Regions from separate parts of the Homo sapiens genome. Here region 2 is linked to region 1. Evidence: chromatin loops called from intact Hi-C (ENCODE). Cell type or tissue: heart left ventricle. All regions are shown on one strand. Links, peaks and the distances in the headings refer to the core of each region. The heading gives the core; the rest is flanking DNA. Region 1 overlaps PID1 (phosphotyrosine interaction domain containing 1). Region 2 overlaps DNER (delta/notch like EGF repeat containing).

Region 1 (4,396 bases), core at 277-4,276:
CCTGGCTAAGAAGGCCATTACTGGAGCCTCCCTTATCAAAGTAAGAACTCGGTTGAAACATAAGAGGGCAGAGGAATCCTGGGCCATCAGGCATGGGAAAGAAGACCTCAGCCAGATTATTGATCCACGTGGCATCAGCATTAAGTGGAAGAGCATGTCAAGATGCTGGAAGCATTGAAATATGCCAGTCACAAAACAAGTCTGTGTCTTTTCCCTGACACCTTCCTTTTGCAGTCTTTGGCCTCAAGGGTTGGACCTGGTGAATACACTGATGCTTTATCACTGATTAGCAGCTAAATAGGGATCACAACTTTTTTTTTAAGTGAACACAAAATGACAGTAGACTAATTCCACTAGACTTTAAGGAGGTCTTTGGACAAACGACTCAACTATTTCTTCTTGCTCTACTTATATAAAGCCTCTGTTTAAATTTGTGTCCACAGGGCTGAAAGAAGCACACTGCAGTCATTGAGTGTTCTGGACTAGTTTTATTTCCTGACCACTAACAAGTCCCTGAACTGCTGCTATTCACAGAATAAAATACCTTGTAGAAGGCAGCCTGATCTCCAGTACCCTTGAAGCTGTAAGGCTGATTCTCCCAGAGTCTCCTCCAAGGCTAATTTTCATGGTAGAATGGGGTCAGTGTGGAGGGGTATTGGTATGGGAGGGACCTAATCTGGAACATCAAACAAAATGCAAAAGTTGCCTAACACTCCAAGATAACTCAGTACAGTCAACACGAAACAGCCATTAGGCCATGGTTAAGCAAGGGGCACAGAGTTTGTTCCCAGGCTAGGATTTTGCAAATCGCTTGAAAGAGATTTGCTGACAAACTTGGAGAAAGACTCAATGATGTAAGATAGCATTTTATTCCTGAGGGAGACTAAGGCCCCGGATTAATGACAACTCCTAGTTTTCTTTATGAACAATAGGGCCCGATGTTTTGTGCTTACTCAACTACAATTGATGAAAACAACAACAAAATCTAGAATGGGTTTAGTGAGAAACCTGTGCCTCTGTAATAATAGCTGTTGCTTTTTTCTAAGCAACCGCTCTGAAAATCTCCAACCTCCTCCCTCCTTCTCCCCATTTTTTTTTTGTCTAAACTTGGAATGAATGTGTACACAATCCACCCTAATCACCGGCTTTCAAGGTCTCTAGTTTGGATAAATGCTATGTGCTTCAGCTGAAAAGCTCTTCAATGGCACTTGTGAATTTTAACTTCAATAGGAGACAGCAGCTTATGTGCCACCAAAGATTTGAGCCACCAAAAACAGAGTAGCCTTTGGTCAACCCACTGCTTCAGCAAGAAATAGGACAGCAGCCTCTCTGAGCCCACAAAACAGTCATTGCTCTAACTGTATTTATTAATAACAACAGCACCAACATGTACATTGCACTGTGCCTGTCTTATCCTTCTGCACTATGGTGAAGTGCTTAAGAAGTAAGGATTGGAACCAAACTGTCTGGTTCAAACTCCAGCTCAGTTCATTTCTAGCTGCTCAACGCTGGCCAAATCACTTCGACTCTCTGGCCTTCAGTTTCTCTCTAAAATGCGGATAAAAGTGGTTACAGGATGCAAATGAGCCAGATAGTTAAAATAAAGCTCCTCGGCACAGTGCCACACACAGTGCCTGCACCACAAAAGCAGGTTACTAGTATCTTCCCATTCTTAATCCTTGCTCCTTTTGTCAATTTGGTCAGCCTGGAAAAGTATCAGATTTGCCGGTTTTCACCCTGCCTGATGGGCCAGGGCTAATGGTCTCCAGTTGACGTTTTAGAGGGTTCTCCAGTCTCACTTCTCAGGGGAAAAGTGAAAGTGGCATCATCATAGAGAAGAAAAATCTAGAACGATCCACACTCCAAGTCAAGACAACATCTACCAGATAGGACAAGGCAGAGAAAGGGTGAGATAATCCTCAGAGGAGGACTTTGGCTCCTAAAATCCCCAAATAGTATTTAGCTGGAAACTTCAACCACTTCATCAACCAAAAGTTTCAGAAGAAACCAAAAGAAAGCTTTTTCAGGATCTGGGGTCCTCCCTACTCTTCACTGTGTTTCTCCCTCTTGTGGAAGTGCTAGTACACAGACATTGGCCACAACGAGGATGAAAAAGGAAGTAATGGATGGAACAGAAAAAATTGCCCAGGCTGCAAAACTCAAATCCAGCTTTGTGAATAAAAAGCTGTTTTTTCTGAATCTGCCATGGAGAAATGGTAATCTCAGTGAAGACAGCTAGATGATTATATTGGAACCTTTATAGAATGCCTCATGAGAAGATGGTTACATGTAAACTTCACAATTAGAATCTGCTAGAACTCATACGCCTATCACATTCCACTCTATCCTAGTAATAACTACACCAAAGACCTTTAAGGATGTGTTGACCTCCTTCGTTTCTAAGTCAGTCTTGATTCATCTTTCTCCTCCTATCAAGGCCTCCAGAAAATGCATCTGGTAGCTCAGTGAAGACATTTGCTCTGAGAAAATACTTGTTCCTATGGATGGGACACAGTCTTGCATGGATGGGTTTGTTACTTCTGAGGGATCCACCCAGTACAATCATCAAGTCAATCCAGAAACTCATACAAATTTTAAAATTTCAAGGCCAGAGGTAATCTCATCTCTATTTCATAAAAACCAGTAGGGTTTTTATTTGTTCAGAAAAGTCTCCTTTACTTTTCTGAAAGGAGTCTGTTTCAAATCTGCTTCTTTAAAAATGTATAACACTCCTCAATACCTCCAAGAAAAAAAAAAAGTCTGCTGTGCAGACGGGAAGGTGAAAAGAGAAGAATTCATATTTATTCACTGTAAAAAGTTGGGGTGGTAAATTAAATCTTCACATCCCTTTTGATCCTATTATATTTTTAATGGCAGAAGCTCCCAGCGAGGGCTCGAGTGGGATGCAATAGAAGTTTTAACATTCAAGGGAGCAGATGAACTTGCCTCGGTTTGTGTGACTGAATGAGAAATTACCCAGCGCAGCTCTGCTCAGGGCAATAGGTCCCTTTGCCTGTGCTGGATTTGGGTCAAACAGCTAAACCTCAAATCAGAAAATATCAGCATCATTTTGTGGGGACACAGAAGTGTGGGTAACAATAATGATAATCAAACCTGATCAAAGATGCCATTTCCTGAGCAACGGAGCCAGTTGCTACACTCAAAAGTCCATTATTTAGAGGGTGACTGTTCTACGCAAAGATCTATCACACTCCCCTGGGACACAGACTTCTCAAACCAGCTTCATCGAATATGAACTATATCATCAAGAAAGGGTCTGGTTATTTTCTTCCATCCCCTCTTTTGATTCTAGGTATTGATAAAATAAATTGACTCCTTAGTCCTATTAGGAAGTTCTGGGAATGTTTCCTTGACGAATTTTCTTCACTCTGGCTCATCTAAATTAGAATGTTTGTATTAAAGATAAATGAGAAAAAAATTAATGAGGTCGAATGAGAAGGTTTATAAAGATTTGTGAAAGGCACATGGAGCTCAGACATCATTAAAGAGCAGAACTCATTCTCAAGTTTCCTATCCAGCATGATATCCACTGCTATCTCTGTGGCCACAGAGCCTGGGAGTGGCAAAGTGGCTTCTCACTGAGGAATCGGACAGGCATGTTTCTATATCACGGTGAAAGGAAAAGAAAAGGAAAAAACCCCAGACAGCAAACAGAGATTGTGACAAAGATAACCACAAGGAATGTAAATAAAATATGATAAGCAGCTCACTCACCATCTCATCCTCAACAGCTCTCTCAGAGGCAAAAGTAAAAACATATAAATTATGTGTTTTCAAGGAGAGTCAAGCAATACTCTTTGGGAAGAAGCCACGGATATAAAAAAATTTTTCCGCATTTGTCTCACTTCTCTAATCTCAAGGCTTGAGATGTATGTACTTTCAAAAGAGACTCATCGAAATTTGGGCAGCATGAAGTTGAGCCCCCTGTTGGTAAGGACCTTCCAACAGTGACTCGGTCTTATTGGTGATAAGCCCTGTTTATATGAGCTTTCAAAAGCCTAAAAACAGGTTCTTTCAACATGACACCTTGAAATAAAATAAACGCATTGCAAACACCAACTGCAATAAACCAGGCTCACGCCAAAATGCACACGTGCACATTTCACAAAATAAGGGGGAGACATTTCTAGTGAGGAGCAATCTCTATGGGAAGGCAAGCGAGAGCGCCCACCTGCCAAGGGTCACATGCTCCAGAGCGCACAGGATTCCCTAAGTGAAACAGGCCGGTAGGAAGAACTTGAATAGTCAAAAATCTACAAACTCTTCAGAGGTACAGATCATCAGGCCATAAAAGCCACCTCAAGGAATTTTGGTCACATCTCTCTAAGGACTTCCAAAAGCTACCCTCTGCACTTGAACAGGAAACCTGCCAGCT
Region 2 (4,396 bases), core at 77-4,076, 320 kb after region 1:
GATTCCAGAGCCCATGCCTTTCCACTTTGAGCCACACTAGAAATATTATGTTAGGGCCAGGCTCAGTGGCTCATGCCTATAATCCCAACACTTCGGGAGGCTGAGGCAGGCAGATCACCTGAGGTCAGGATTTCAAGACCAACCTGGCCAGGGTGGTGAAACCCCATCTTTACTAAAAATGCAAAATGAGCCGAGCATGATGGTGGGTGCCTGTAGCCCCAGTTGCTCAGGAGGCTAAGGCAGGAGAATCGCTTGAACTCAGGAGGCAGAGGTTGCAGTGAGCCAAGATCGCGCCAGTGCACTCCAGCCTGGGTGACTGAGCGAGACTCCATCATCAAAAAAAAAAAAAAGAAAAAAAGAAATATTATGTTAGAATCCAGTTTTTATTCTAAAACCTTACCAAAGTGAAAGAAATAGCATTGATGGATAGAATTCAGATTATCTGAGCAAAATTCCCTACCTACTGTCTCAACACCAAACCAAAGTTGGGTTGAATCAGATGCAGTGTTGAGTAGAAGATTTTGGTAACTCACCAATAAAGTGATTATTCCCCAAGGCGAGCATCTCCTCCAGGAGGACCAGTCCCCCTGAAGCCTGAAGGGGGGTCACACTTCGTCCATCTATGAGGGAGCACTGTTGGAATCCTGTGGCCGTGACCTTCCAGAGCAAAATCAGTGAGGCAGTGGCATCTTGCCGAATCCTGGAAACAGGAATGATGTAAACAGAAAGCTCCTTTCAGAAAAATTCATCTTAGAACCAGTTCTTCAAATTAAAAATAAATACAAAGATGGTATGTGCATCTACCAAGGTACCAGGAGATCGATGGCATAAACAGATACGCGGGCGTCCACTGTAAAGGCGTACACTCCCACTTGTTCACAGTGTACCACAAAATGAGTCACTGGTAACTCACCTTTGAGTAACCACTTTGATGAACAGTAAAAGAGTACACTGAGTTCTCTTTCAGACAAATCCTTCCATAGCCACACAATATAAAAAGAGTTTTGCTTAAATTTGTCATAAACGTGGACTGCAACCCAACACAGCCACCTGAGTTATGCTGCCAAAATAAGCAAAAGTGTGTCACCTTTCCCCAACACCCCCCACCCACCCACCCACACACACACACAATCACATACAATCCACCTCCCAATGCTTCAGGCCTCCCCTGGCTCATTTTTGGTAAAAAAAAAAAAAAAAAAAAAAAAAAAAAAAAAAAAAAAAAACACACAAAACCACCCCACAGAGAATAGGATGTCACAGAAAGCCCATCAACCCCAACCCCAACCCCAGCTGCCCTCCTGCGCTTTTCTCCTCACAGCCCAATGCTTCAGCTACTACGAGCTACCCCAACCCAGTTCTTTCTCACCTCCCAAGCTTTGTCTCCTTCTCCACCTTGGAAATGTGTTCCTAGCCCACATATTACCTCTTCCCAGAGACTCCTGACCACTTCCCAACATCCCAACAGCTGCCCATTCTCCCCAGTGCTCCTGGAGAAGATCACAGTAGACTCCGCACAGATCCGCTCCCCCAGCACAGGGCTCCTGGCGTGCAGCAGGGGCTCAGTAAAGCTTTGATCAGTGACTAAATTCATGAGGAAATGAAAGCGTAAGGAGCTAGTAACCCCCACAAGTGAATTCAGTGCCCTCAGGTCATTCGGCACTCCCATCTCACTTCGTCTGAGTCAGACTCTGCTAATTCGGTCCCGTTCTGCAGCTTAAGGGAGTCTCAGAGAATGGCAGGTTTGTTGAGAGGAAAAAAACAAAAGCATTTAACGAGATAGAAGACCAGAAAATTTGGAAAGGTTTATCAAGGTAAGATAATATGATCTAGACAAGAAAGGGCCGAGAGATGTTTTAAGAGTAAAGGAAACTAGAGATCCTGCTCCTAAAACTAGCCCAGGACGGCAGGGGTTTCAGCTGTAGTCTGAGCAGTGAAAGAAACGCTTAGGACCGGGGTCCCCCTGCTGGTAGAGCTCGAAGCTGCCTCAGGCTTCACCTCTCCCGCCTCTCCGGATGGGAGCGTTCCTCCTGAGCCCAGGAATTCCCAAGCAGCCCTTCCAGGCTCTTCCCCTGCCAGAGTGAGTTCAAGGCTGTGGTGACCCAGGGTGCAAGAGCAATGTAACAAAGTCCCTCTTCCAAACATGTTCAGGGACTCCACTGTTTAGAAAGCCAGGTAGACAAAAATGGCGATGGATACATGGAAGAGACCTACAGTGCCCGCAGGCCCCTTAAAAGGGAGCCAGTGCAACAGATTGGTTAACCAGGCCACGTGTTCCCAGTCTTCTAAAAATCCCCAAAGACTGGACAGCAAATGCCCCTTAGGTTGCATGGAAAGTGTGGGGAGGGTGGTAGTCAATGGCAACTGAAAAGGATGGGCAGTGGGGGGTTGTCAGCCGGCCTGGGGCACCCTAATACTGGCCCATACCCCACCCCCAGCTTTGTGCTCCTGGGCACCTGCTGACTTGAGCCTCATATAAAGCACCACACATATCAGGTCTCAACCAGCACTGCTTCCCTATGCCTCTCCCTCTTCCCCACCGGTGACAATGGACCCTGTCATTTAAAATAGCTTGAATTTTAAACAAAACACTCTCTTTGTACGCTTGCTTTTAAAGAGAAAACTGTAAAAATAAATAAATAAATAAAAATTATAAAAAATAAAGAGAAAATTGTAATATGTAGAATTTAAATTTGGGGCAAAGTATGCATCTGAATGTAACTGATGGTCCAATAAAATCTTAAGAGGCCAATAATTTGGGAAGCAAAGCATTTGGGAGACAAGGAATCTGGCTGAGATCTTATCTAAGGCCTCACGGTTTGTCACCTCACACCAGACTCATCCAGTCCAATTTCTCAATTCCACTTGTCCAGCCTGAAAACCCTCACTGTAATTGCCTCTGAAATCGCTTCCTCTAGTTTTCAAATGGCAGGGGCCACATCTACCCGTGGAATCTGTTCACGATTCTCACTTGACAGGCCACTTACACACCAGGTCCGCGGATGGACACAACCCCACTTATAGGTCATAGCATCACTCTTAACAGTTTGTAACTCAGAATTTTCTTACTTGACTGAGGTGTTCTGTGGCACTTCAAAGGATACCAGGCGGCCACCCGCAGAGCTGTTAGAACTGGCATTCCCACAGGCAATATCTGGGATCACCTGGGAAGGGAAAAAAAAAACGACATATGATTGGGGTTGTTTATAGTATAACATAATGTGATAAAGCAAAATTCCATGCTGAATTTCCTTCATCCCTTTTGATGATGCGGGGGTAGGGCTAGAGAGGAGATGAAGAAGTGAAGCCTTACAAACTCAAAAGAAAATGAAATCTTTGTCATTTGATGTTCTGAAATGCAACAGCTTCCCTGAGAGCAATCTACAAATTCCTGGGATTGTTAAAACTGATCAATAGGATATTGCAGGACAGGAAGCAGATGTCACTCCCTGCTCATTTTCCATTCATTTAACAAGCAGTCATTGACCCCTGCACTATGCTTAACCTGATGCTAACCAGGAGGCCAACTTTAAGGACTAACTTACAAACAGCAGGTAAAAGCCTAATGACTAGGCAAGCCAGCCTTCGACTTGCAAAGTGCATGCAGTATCAGGTCTGATGACTCTTCTGTGTGCTGATGGGTCCAGGAGCACATGCTAAGGCTGGGGAGCTTGAACGCTGCCTTTCTTTTTCCTTGTAGGCTATACCTTCGCTTTTAAATTATTTCCCAAAAGTATTATATGGATGTATATTTTTTTAAAAAGGAGATCAATTGGTGGGGGGAGGACTGTGCTCATCAAAAAGCATACTGCAAAACCTTGAGCTATGTCCAGTGAGCATAAACCTGGCCAATTTATGCACTTAGTCCTCATGCCACAATTACTGTCCTCCCCCATGTCAATGAAAATGAAGCAGTATTAAAAGTATTCATCATCACAGAATTAATTGAGAACAATACAGAAACTCTCAGCAATTTCACTCCACAGCCCACACTTAGATCTTATTTTCCAGAATGCCCTACAATCAGATTCTATGGATTAAGCCCACCACTGATATTCAAAGATGTGAGTATAACTTGTTAAATTTGTATGACAGATGGCTGCTACCCAAGCCTCTAAGTCTCCAAATAACTTTATGTTTCCAAAGCATCATTACTTCACAGAAAGGGGATAATAATATGCCTCCTGGTTTCCATCAGGTTAGGCATACATATTAACATGTCTTCCTCTGGCACTTTAAATCTGCTTCATGAGCAGCCTAAGAAATAATCCATGATATAGGAAGATGAGGCATTTCCTTTTTTTCTTTTTTACACTTACCAACTGTAAAATAACATGACTTTAAATAAATAGATTGAAATGGCTGGTTAGGGAGAAATTTTCTTTTAAAGGACACT

The links. Hi-C counts contacts between places; a loop is a spot of excess contacts. Peaks named below come from ENCODE experiments on the same cell type or tissue, not always from the same donor. Only the 100,000 strongest peaks of a DNase experiment are listed, where the experiment ranks them.
Region 2: a loop joins it to region 1, with 2.8 times the contacts of the local background. A loop is called at or near these places in 22 of 110 quality-filtered maps.

Annotation. Positions count from the first base shown.
Region 1 is chr2:229,265,182-229,269,577 of GRCh38, forward strand. The region is part of intron 1 of PID1 (phosphotyrosine interaction domain containing 1); the gene reads right to left. Among named protein-coding and RNA genes, the nearest start is that of PID1, 3.9 kb to the right of the region's middle. In heart left ventricle, for the core only: a CTCF peak has its summit at 2,054 (motif pointing left); no DNase peak of the experiment used is centred there; H3K4me3 peaks cover 1,366 bases; H3K27ac peaks cover 782 bases.
Region 2 is chr2:229,585,325-229,589,720 of GRCh38, forward strand. It overlaps DNER (delta/notch like EGF repeat containing), which reads right to left. Exons shown (of 13, transcript NM_139072.4): 3 at 3,070-3,164; 4 at 534-700. Among named protein-coding and RNA genes, the nearest start is that of DNER, 130 kb to the right of the region's middle. In heart left ventricle, for the core only: CTCF peaks have their summits at 1,973 (motif pointing left) and 2,173; a DNase peak (open chromatin) is centred at 1,977; H3K4me3 peaks cover 444 bases.